2 separate regions of the Homo sapiens genome follow, and region 2 is linked to region 1. Evidence: chromatin contacts called from ENCODE Hi-C data. All regions are on one chromosome and are shown on one strand. The core of a region is the stretch at or near the end of the contact, and the rest is flanking DNA. Distances in the headings are between cores, read along the strand shown. Region 1 has its middle 79 kb from the start of ARID1B. Region 2 overlaps IGF2R (insulin like growth factor 2 receptor).

Region 1 (5,528 bases), core at 988-3,487:
CAACATGAAGCTATGCTTTTTAAAACAATTCAAGTTCAAGGCCATCCCATTTATAACCAGTCATGTTCCAGGCCTATAAAGCATTTGCAATAACAATCCAAACTGGCATATAAGTTAAAGCTCACCCTAGGCAGCTTAAATTTACACGATTAGCCTGGGACTTGCTCATCCTGTAGCATCGGGAAGCCCGACCTCATGATCAAGTGCAATTCACATCTCACAATTCTAGCAATCGATGTACATGGATACACCATTATATTATTATTAAATCCAATTGCTTTGCAATTAACCCAATATGACACCCATACAAATGATTCAAATAAAGAGCCTCACATTTCACAGGGGACAATCAATACAGTGAAATCACAGCTACTGACAATGCCAGCAATTTGGCTTGTTACTTTAGTGCTACATTTTTCTCAGGTTGACACTTCTATTCCCGCTTCTGAATTACAGCTACCATAACTTTCAACTATTGGCAATGCCCACGCCTCACAAAAGCAGAATATTCAACCATGCTTGGCCATTCCTAACCTGTTAGCTGAGTCATGAAAAGTTACACCCAGCCTAAGACGTGCTAAATCATAATTTTTAAAAATTTTCTTTCTTTCCTCCCAAAATGAAATTTGGACTTCTTTTTCTCCAGGAAAAGCTCCTTAATGATGGAAAAGAAAATTATGAGACTTATCAATAGATTAAATAAGTTCTTAGGAAAAATGATTCTTGCCCCTCCCCTTGCATAAAACTCTTACAAGGAGATGCTTGAAAGCAAAACCAATCACAACAGTATCTTTCCCAATTACTATTATTGTTCTTCTGTAGCTTTATCATCTCTATTTTAATTAAGTGAAAGCACTTTACAGTTATAGCCTGATCAAAAGCAACCTTTTAAAAACATTACAACCTTCATTTTATGTCACCCTCTTTTGGCAGATTTTGCCAGTGTATGTGTTTGTCAGACAAGGTGGCTTTTAGCAGCATTTCCCTTCAGCCATTTCTACAGAGTTGGGTGCTGACATTCAATAGATATTTATTGACAGACTATTTGAGCGCTACTTTGTTAAGACCCCATAACTCCTTATTTCAAGTTGACTGAACTTGACCTTATGGAGCATTTAAGACAGGCACTGACCAAAAAATGTATCTTTTCTGTGTCTCTTTCTATATTGTTTCCAAACAGAGACTGGTTGAGTCAGATATGTTTCTATGAGGCCATTTCCATCTACTAAATGGGGGGAATAGAACATTAAGTATGCAGTAAAATGCCTCTGTTTTTTAACATACAGTGTAGACGATTGAAAATAATGACTTACTTAATACGCTAATAGAGTCTCCGTGAATCATACTGTATACATAACGGTGATGAAAATGTTCAGGTTTGAAATTTCTCCCTTGCCAGAGAGGAAACCATGGGGGTGAGTCATGGTTTTAGTGATGACTGGCCTGGGGAAGTGAAATTGGAAAGCCACAGGTTAAAAAAGGAGTGAGGAGTGATTCCTTAACAGGAGTGCCATAGTCATAAACTCCAAGAAGGCAAGAGACAGTTCCTTATGCTGCTCACACCTAGGCAGGAACCTGCAGAAGAAGAGCTCCTGGCGGTTCACCTGCAGGAGAGAAATCCTGAAAGCCCAGGAAACCAAACAACATTTAAAGTCACCTATGGATTGGGAAAAGAAACAGGACTTCTTGCTGGGGGAAGAGCGATAAATGACTGCCTGTAAAGGGGAACACAACTGAATGCAGTCACTCAAGTGAACGAAATTCATTTAAGAGCAATTGGATTAGAGATGGAGATTTACATGGATGACTTTAAAGAAGAGAAGTGTGCAAGAGACAGGAAAGATGCACATCAGTCATTTGCTACAAAACTGTAAACAGCATTGTTAAGTGGGAAAATGGGCCACTAAATTGTAATTAAACTATGACGATAATGTTGTAAAATGTGTGCTATGGGCAAAGACTGATTGGGATTACATAGAAATTAACCTAGTTACTGTGCTCTTGGTAAAGTATTGATGTTATTTGTTTTCCATTGTTAAATTTTGTGGTGTGAACATGAGGGTGGGGGTGGGGAGAGACTATATATAGAGAGTTTAGTGTTAAGACCATGGCACGAGGAACCAGGAAGCCGTCTTTAAGTTTCACACGGCCACGCCAGCTGCGATTGTAACCTCTCTTGAGTCTCAGTGTCCATATATAGAAAGTGAGAATAAGAACACCTGCCCTGCACTAATGGGGTAGTGAAAGCACTTTGTAAATTTGAAAGTATTGTAGGAGATTTTTTTAAGGAATGAAGGTCTGGGTGCTATCTAGATGAGAGACTTAGGAAGTCCAGACCTCAAAAAGTTACACTGACTCTCTTTTCTTAGCAGTCACTGCGGAAGCTGGAGAACATGTGTTATCTCATTTAATTTTACAGTAAAACAAATTACAAACACTTATTGGGCATCTACTAATTGTTTCACTAACCAGGTTTTCCAATACCATTTATAGAACAATCTTCTTGTCCTCCATTGATCTGAAATGCTCCTTTTATCACACACCTGAGTTTATATTTGAACTGCTGTTTTACTGCTCACCGTTCTGTTTTAATTGTTGTAGATTGGTGACTTTTTTAATCTGGTAGGGTAACTTTTTATAGCTGTTGTTTTTTAAAAATAGGATCCAGGGCAGAGAGGGAGCTATTAAGGAAGATAACCAAGCTTGGACTCAAGGGAGTAACTAACCAGCCCAAAGGCACGTTGCAGTGTAGCAGATTCTTAGAAGACATTCTGGAATCAGAGGAAGCTTACTTCAAATCCTGGTGTATGATTTATCATCCACATGACCCAACGTATATCACTTAATTTCTTTAATCTCTTTCCTCATCTGCAAATTGAAGACAATATCAGCTACCTTGAAGTGTCCTGATGTGGATTAAAGTACAAAATGGATGTCAGTTTCTCTAGGACCATGCCTGGCACCCAGCTGTCACATCCTTCCCTTCCTTTGAAAGCGTTCCTACTGGTAGGGACATGGCTTCCCTTTCTTAGGTTTTCTTACATCTGCAAAAAAGGAAGAAGAACAAAGAATGCTCACAGCATTCTGCAGGCTTGTTTCACTGAACGGAGATAGATACATGGTAACTGTCTAGGGGATTTCAGCTGTGCATGTGTATTCTCTCCTCCCTGAACATGGCAGAGCAGAAGATACTGCATGCCATAGAATTCATGAAGGGCTCTGTCATTATCCAGCCATGAACATGGGATGTCAAACCAGGTAGGAGTGCTTGGCGGTACATTCCCCTTGAGGGGAAGTGAAAGGGGAAATTGCCCTGGGCCGTGAGAACTGGCTAGGGAACAGGTGCAGAGTGATGGGGCCTCTCTTCTCTGCCAAGTTTGGACTTTAAGTGATTTTGGGGGCAGAACTCACATTGATGACCTCCCTTTTTGTAGTTTCTTAGAGATTATTGAGTAATATTTAAAAATATTTGATGATTAGAGTGAAGACACGTCACATTGGGCCCCAGAGCAATCTTCCACCTCCAGGAGTGGCCAGGATGACTTTGGAGGGACACCTCTGTCATCTTTTCTCCCTAAGTGATGGATGGATAGAGTCTGATCATAATTAATTTTAATAGAGACCTGATGTGCTGTGAGAGAATCTTGGCCATTCAAATGAAATAGAACTGATAGCCAGCCACGAAAAAAATAATCTCAGTTCTATCTCACCATTGGCTTTAGAACATATTAAGTCTAGTTAAGAAGTATTTATGGAGGGCTTCTGTGCCTGGTGCTATAGAAAGGGATACAAAAAAAGGACCTTGTCTGACATTCTCTGTCTGAATTGGACAGACAAGAAATATAATAAAATAATAATGTACTATCTGTGAGGCCCTGACATATGGTATACACTGAGTTATATGCTCAGTGTGCATTAGCTCTAATTCATTAATTCTTTCCACAAATGTTTCTGGAGTGCCTAGTATGTGCCAGGGATTCTAGTTGCTGGGAGAACCATAGGGCAGAAGGCAGAGCAAGTCCCTGCCTTTGGGAAACATTCTAGTACTTATAAGCAAATGAGTATGCACGATCATTTCAGGGAATGATCAATGCTATAAAGAGCCAGGGGCAGTGGCTCATGCCTGTAATCCCCGCACTTTGGGAGACCGAGGTGGGCGGATCACGAGGTCGGGAAATTGAGACCATCCTGGCCAACGTGGTGAAACCTGGTCTCCACTAAAAAAAAAAATAAAAATAAAAAATAAAAAAAAAATTAGCCAAGCGTGGTGGCGTGTGCCTGTAATCCCAGCTACTCGGGAGGTTGAGGCACGAGAATAGCTTGAACCTGGGAGGTGGTTCAAGTGAGCCGAGATCGCACCACTGCACTCCAGCCTGGTGACAGAGCGAGACTCCGTCTCAAAAGAAAAAAAAAAAAAAAAAAGAAAAAGAAAAAGACAAAAGAAAAGAAAAAGAAAAAGAAGTAGGGTACAGGGATAGAGGGGCATTGGGGCCCAGCTAGGGGATATTTTAGACAGGCCTCTCTGACGGGGTGGGCTGGAAGAATGAAGTGAACCCCAGAGGCCGAGGGTCCAGGCAGAGAGAACAGCAAGTATAGAGGCGCTGTGGGGATTCCTGAGACCAGGGCGGCTGGAATGGGGTGAGGCAGGAGGAGGGGCAGGAGAAGAAACAGGACAGACAGTAAGTGACTCTGCTGTGTCAGGTCTTGCAGGAAATGACAATCATTGCAGGTTTCATTCTGAGGCCAACGGGCAGCTCTTGGAACATTTTGAAGCAGGAGAGGGTTACCTGGAAACAGACTCTGAGCTGGCAATGCACAGGCAGAAGCCCTGTTCTCCCACCAGCAGAAGAACAAGAGAGAAGCAGGGCTGGGAAGAGGGAGAACGTGGGGTATCTCAACACAGACCCCCAACTGATCCCGCCAAAGCTGTGGGGTTGGGAGGACCCTTCAGAGTTTCCTCCAGTTGAGGCAAGAGGGCTGGACCTTATAAACCAGCATCAACCAGTTGCTGTCTCCCAAGAGGGGTTATAGACTTGGGCTAGGCAGCTCCCTGTGGGAGCGGATGCCTGGAGAGCGACACAGCTGTAGGCCGCCAGCAGTCAACACCCCCAGCAGCTAGGGCAGTGGCACCTGAGTCCTGAAGGGTGGCTCTCCACAGAATCCGCTACAGATCTGTTTATGTTTTCATTCTTATAAAAATCCTCTAAGTTAGGTGTTTTTATTCCCATTAGACAGGAGGAAACTGAGGCTCATGGAGTTTAGGCAACCTGTTCAAGGTCATACCTAGGAGATGTTGGATTTGAGACTAGATCTCTCCAAATGCAAAGACCATATCCTTTAAAAAATTGTGATAAAATATACATAAGTGAAATTTACCCTCTTAACCATATTTCAGTATAAAGTTGGTAGCATTAAGTACATTCACATTGTTGTGCAACCACCCCACTATCCTCCAGAACATTTTGTTTTTAAATATATGGAGTCTTGCCATGTTGTCCAGGCTAGCCTCGAACTCCTGAGATCAAGTC
Region 2 (5,528 bases), core at 1-2,500, 3.3 Mb before region 1:
GCCAATCAGGTGGACAGAGGAGAAAAGCCCCTGCTTTGAAGATGCTGGAGCCAAACATCAGACAGCAGAGGCTCCGCAAAGCCTAACACCCAGCTGGGGCTGCCCCTCTCCACCTTCTTACAGACTCAGAATGGACAGCCTAGGGAGGTCCCAGTGAGGTCCGTGACCTTGTCTCTGATCACAAATTCACAAAGTGGCCAAGCCCATGTTAGAAAGAAGCCTGTCCTGCTCCAGAGCTCATGCTATCTCCATCGCAGCCTAAAGGCAACCTGAAGAGGAAAAGCAGCTACCATGCTCAACTGCAACCCTCACCTAGGGATCTCATAGTTCCCTAAGGCAATCCAAGCAATCGAATCTTCCATGTACCTTTCTTTCTTTCTTTCTTTCTTTCTTTCTTTCTTTCTTTCTTTCTTTCTTTCTTTTTTGAGACGGAGTCTCACTGTGTTGCCCAGGCTGGAGTGCAGCGGTGCGATCTCAGCTCACTGCAAGCTCCGCCTCCCGGGTTCACACCATTCTCCTGCCACAGCCTCCCGAGTAGCTGGGACTACAGGCGCCCGCCACCGCGCCCATCTAAGATTTTTTGTATTTTTAGTAGAGACAGGGTTTCACCGTGGTCTCGATCTCCTGACCTCGTGATCCACCCGCCTCGGCCTCCCAAAGTGCTGGGATTACAGGCATGAGCCACAGCACCGGCCCATGTGCCTTTCAATCCACCAATCTACTGAAGTCCTCAAGGGCTCTGGCTTTTACCCAGAGGGAGCCCAAAGTCCCACAGCCTCTGTGATCTGGCCACAGCTAATCCTCCGTGCTCTCTGGCCCCTCCCTCCATTCTCCCAATGGCTCAGCCCACCCAGACACACTGGGCCCTTAGCTGCCTCTCAACCAAGTCAGACATGCTTCCCGCTGGGTCTGACATGCAGGCCCCCCACCAGGGTGCCTGGTTCACTCGCTCACTTCCAGCCTTTTACAGAAAGGCCTGGTGACAGCGGACTCTCCAATAAAACAGCCCCATCCTCAGGGCCCAACCCCCGACTCTGCCACCAGCTCTCCTCTCCCTCCGCATGTCCAGCAAAGTCAAGGCCATGAGCTCACGCTGCCTGTCACTCTAAAGGGGTGACTGTAAAAAGAGACAAAAGAGAAGAGAGAAGTGCTGGTATAACTGACGCTTCGAGAGCAGAGAGCAGGTGGAGGCAGGGTGCCTCAGGGGAACAATGAGGGTGACTCACTGGAGTCTCAGGCTTGCCACTTCTAGGAAACTCACTACTTTAGCACTTCTATTCTGGTGGCTTGGCACTCTATTTGCAGGCCAGGGTGGGGCGCAGGGAGTGTTGGGGGAGTTTTTTCAGTACTAAACAGCTGTTTTAAAATGTATAACTGATTCTGGAGTACAGATAACCATGCAGATAGCAACAAGTTAATTTTGCACACACTCAAAATCCAATGGTGGGTCCGCTCTGAAGGAGCTCTCTCCTCCCAGCACACAGCAGGCATGAAGAAGGTGGCAGCCCTAACAGCAAGACCCTCCTGGCCTTCCCTCTAGGCCATAGCCCACAGGCAACTCAACTGCAAAGGCCAGTTTTTGCTGTCACACACTCCTGAAAACAGAGCTCGGGCCAGTACTTCCACCATCCCCCTCACTTCCTACACCTCTCCCAGTGAAGGACGACACTCCTAGGATCTGCTTCCTCTTCCTGGACAACTTGCCCTCCAGATGTACTGAATAATGGTTGCCCCCAGGGGATCGAAAAGCACACAAAAGGAAAAAGAAAACTCCTACCAAAGGTCTGCAGCTGGCTGAACGGCCAGGTTCACAGAGCACCTGGGATTTTCCCCACCCTGGAGGAGTCACAGGAAAGTGCCCCTCTGCCCTGGCTAACACGGAGACAAAAATAGGCTTATGACGCATTGCTTTGGGCACCTCGAAAACCTAAACGACCGTACTTTTTTTTTTTAAGTTGCACAGCAAGGTGGAATTTATGAAGCACTTTCACATCCAAGCCACTGGCCTGGACACTTCTGTTCCCACCTACAACAGCACCCATTCCTCCACCCTCCAGGGAGGCCTGGAGAGGCCTAAGTGAGGACAGGACCCCCTTGACCATGTGCAGAAGTTAGCTGAGACTTCCTGATCCTACCACAGGGAAACAGGGAGGACGGCTCTTCTTGCCCTGGAACCACGACAGCCCCCTTTCTCCCAGCCTAGCCTGGGACCAAGCCACCACATGCAGGAGGGTGACCCCCGGCCCCCATCCAAACTCCACACCTCGAATTATCAAGCTCCTCATTGTTTGGGGGAATCTGAGTGAGGAAGGACTCCTCAAGGCTGCAAACCTCAGAACTGCAGAATTTGGGATGCAAAATGGACCCGGAAATCACGGAGTCCAGTGGCTTTGAAACTTTTTTAAACAGTGGAAACCTTTCTTTCTCATGAGGAAGCTTACGTGGAGTGCCAATCATGAAACAGATGAAGAAGAAATGCTCTCTGGTTGAGGCAGAAACCCCAAGACACTAATGGAGAGCTCTGGGAGGGCGAGAAACAGGTTATAAAAATAAATCCCTGATGTAAGGCAGCATCTGTAACTTACAGATAAAGCAACTGCTACCACTACAGCACCAATGAACACCGAGGACGTGCCAGGCATTCAAATGTCTTCCAATTCCCACACCTAGCCTACAACACGGTTAGCATCCCACGCCTAGCCTACAACACGGTTAGCATCCCACGCCTAGCCTACAACACGGTTAGCATCCCACGCCTAGCCTACAACACGGTTAGCATCCCACGCCTAGCCTACAAACATGGTTAGCATCCTGACTGGACACACACGGAAAGGAAGACTTCAGAGGTTCTGTGACTTGCCCAAGGCCTGTGAGGGGAGGAGTCTGGATTCAAGCCCAGGAAAGTGACTTCCAAAACTAACTCCCTAATGAGAGGTTTTCAAATAGGAAAGAGAGAAAGAAAACTAAGTCCCACCCCTCTTGAGGAGGAAAATGAGGTCCAGAGAAAAGAAGTGATTGGACACAGCCAACTCAACAATCCAGATCCCCCGTCTCAGGCCACACGCTGCCAGCAGCAATCAACAGGGGTTTAGCAGCTGTGTCTTGGCAGAACAGCGCTTGGGGGTGACATTGGGAGGGTGGAAAGGACCTAAAGCGCCAAGAACAGCCACAGAGGCACATCCTGCCCATCCCCTAGTCTCCCTGAAAACAATTTACAGCCAAATTCCAACAACTGCTCCCAGCCCTACCCCACGCAGCTGCACAAGGAGGCAGCCAAGGTCGGGTGGAGACCCACTGCAGAGTGCACGGTCAGGAGTCACCTGTCACTGCAAGGGCACCAGCACCATGCAATCATGGTGACAAACTCAAACCAAAGAAACTGGGCCCAAGGAAAAATAATTAATAGAGCAATCAGAGCAGAACTTTAAGAGAGATCTTCAGAGGGTTGACAGAAGCTACAGCGTCCACGCAGAAAGAACAGGCAGCTGTGACTACACATCAGCTGAGATTCTGCAACAAAAGACAACAGGGAAGCAGAAGAACATCTGAACCATGGGAGAACTGGTAAGCTGGGCGACAGCAGCAAACGACATCCAGCTACATGCCTGTCCACAGCGGCAGCCAGATACAAATAATAAAAGCAACAGACAAACCGAAGAAGAGTTAGGGCAAAGAAAAGCTGAACAGCACCATGAGTAACTTTGACCCAAACAGAGAACTTTTTTTCCAAACACATAATACCCTCCCAACTTGACTAGGTGTTAGGCCACAAGGGAAATGTCAGTAAGTTCCACCACATTTACCCGCACAATGGAAAAAATAAATTTAAAACCCCCAAAGTCCATGGACCTGAAAAAAATAAAAATCTAAAAATTTAGTGGGTCCAGGAAGTTGAAACAGATAGAACTTTTGAATCCAAAAAGGGAATACACAAAATTGAAATATGGAGAAAAAAAAAAGTATCAGAATCTATGAGTGGTATGGTACTCCGAAGAAAGAAACATGAAGCTTTAAATATATTTCTTAATTATGCAAAATGATTTAAAATAAAAGAGCTAAGCATTCAAGTCAAACGAGAAACAGAAAAATGATGTAGAAGTTACTGAGTGGATAAATTAATAAAATTGCAAATAAAAGGTGAAAAGATGAAAAAACAAAACACTAGTTCTTTTGGAAAGACTTTAAAAAGGTAAATAAGTCTTTAGTAAATATAATTAAGAAAAAAGTACACAAGTAAACATCAGGAATTTTAAAAATTTACCTAGAGCTATAGAGTATCAAAAATATGAGAGTAGCATGCTACTTATTAAATATGAATACACAATTAAAATGACAATTTTCTAGGAAAATAGAGATTACCAAAATTGGCCCAAGAAAAAGTAGAAAATCTGAATAGAAAAATAAACTAGATAAAACTGAAAATAAAACTAGAAAAAACCATAATCAAAAGTCCTCCCCGATGATATTCCACCTAAGAGCCTGCCAGGGCCAGATAGTTTTACTGGTGAATTCTACCAAACTTTAAGAAACAGAAAATGTCCATCTTATATACAAACTGTTTCACCACATACAAAAATACTAAAAGCTAACTAGCTCCTTCCACAAAGCAAACATATTATTAATAACAAAATCCATCAAGAACAGCAGAGCAAAAAAACTGTAGCCCAATCTCACTTAAAAACAGAGCTGTAAGCATATTTCATAAAGTATTAGTAAACAGAACTAGATATATTCATGGAAATAAATAAACTTTTACCCTTTTTGTGGTGTTATTTATATATGTGCGTGTGTATATATTATATATAACTATATATTATATATTATATATAATACATATATAATATACACTATAATATATATATAATAAATATGCTTATATAATATATACACAATACATATACTTTATATATATATATATATAAATATATATAATACATGTATGGGTTTTTTTTTCCCATCTGGTTTCTGGCTGCCAACTTCCACAGTCCTAGTATTGGTCTTTTGTTATAATGTTGGGTGTGTCAGGCCTCAGGAAACAATCTCTCCACCTGCCCCTCCTTCCACCTGCCCCAAGGTAGGACTCTCATCTTCCCTGCTTTTGGACTGTGGGTCTTAAGATCCTCCCCAGTGAGGGTCCCACCCTATACCCGGGAGAAGAAATGCTGACCTCCTGAAGCTTCCATAAAAACTGGGTTGGGGGAGCTTCCAAATAGTTGAATGCACGGCAATTCCTGGAGGGTAGTGAGCCAGGGAGGTCACAGAGGCTCCGCACCCCTTCCCCAATACCTCGCCCTAAACATCTCTTCATCCGTATCCCTTGTAATATCCTCATAAACTGCTAATCATCAGTGTTTTCCTGAGTTCTGTAAGTCACTCTAGCAAATTAATCAGACCCAAAGAGGCACTCTGGGAACCCCAAATTGAAGCCAGTTGGTCAGAAGTTCCAGAGGCCCGGACTTGTGACTGGTGTGGGGTGGGGAGCGGTCTCGGGAACTGAGCCCCAAACCTGTGGCATCTGACACTATCTC

Evidence for each region. Hi-C counts contacts between places; a loop is a spot of excess contacts on that map. Pooled maps may share reads with other maps.
Region 2: a map with no recorded cell type shows a loop between it and region 1 (14-fold over the local background). The contact joins two enhancer-like sites. A Hi-C loop is called at or near these places in 2 of 37 single-sample maps with no recorded cell type and 1 of 50 pooled maps.

What each region holds. Positions count from the first base shown.
Region 1 is chr6:156,695,125-156,700,652 of GRCh38, reverse strand. No RefSeq gene overlaps it. Among named protein-coding and RNA genes, the nearest start is that of ARID1B, 79 kb to the left of the region's middle. RefSeq lists enhancers at 1,562-1,801, 3,542-3,591. Within about 2 kb of position 2,237, at least 6 of the 41 ENCODE cell types and tissues checked have a DNase peak (open chromatin) inside an H3K27ac peak, as active enhancers do.
Region 2 is chr6:159,975,078-159,980,605 of GRCh38, reverse strand. The region is part of intron 1 of IGF2R (insulin like growth factor 2 receptor); the gene reads right to left. Among named protein-coding and RNA genes, the nearest start is that of IGF2R, 8.8 kb to the right of the region's middle. RefSeq lists enhancers at 1-627, 1,618-2,608. Within about 2 kb of position 1,250, at least 20 of the 41 ENCODE cell types and tissues checked have a DNase peak (open chromatin) inside an H3K27ac peak, as active enhancers do.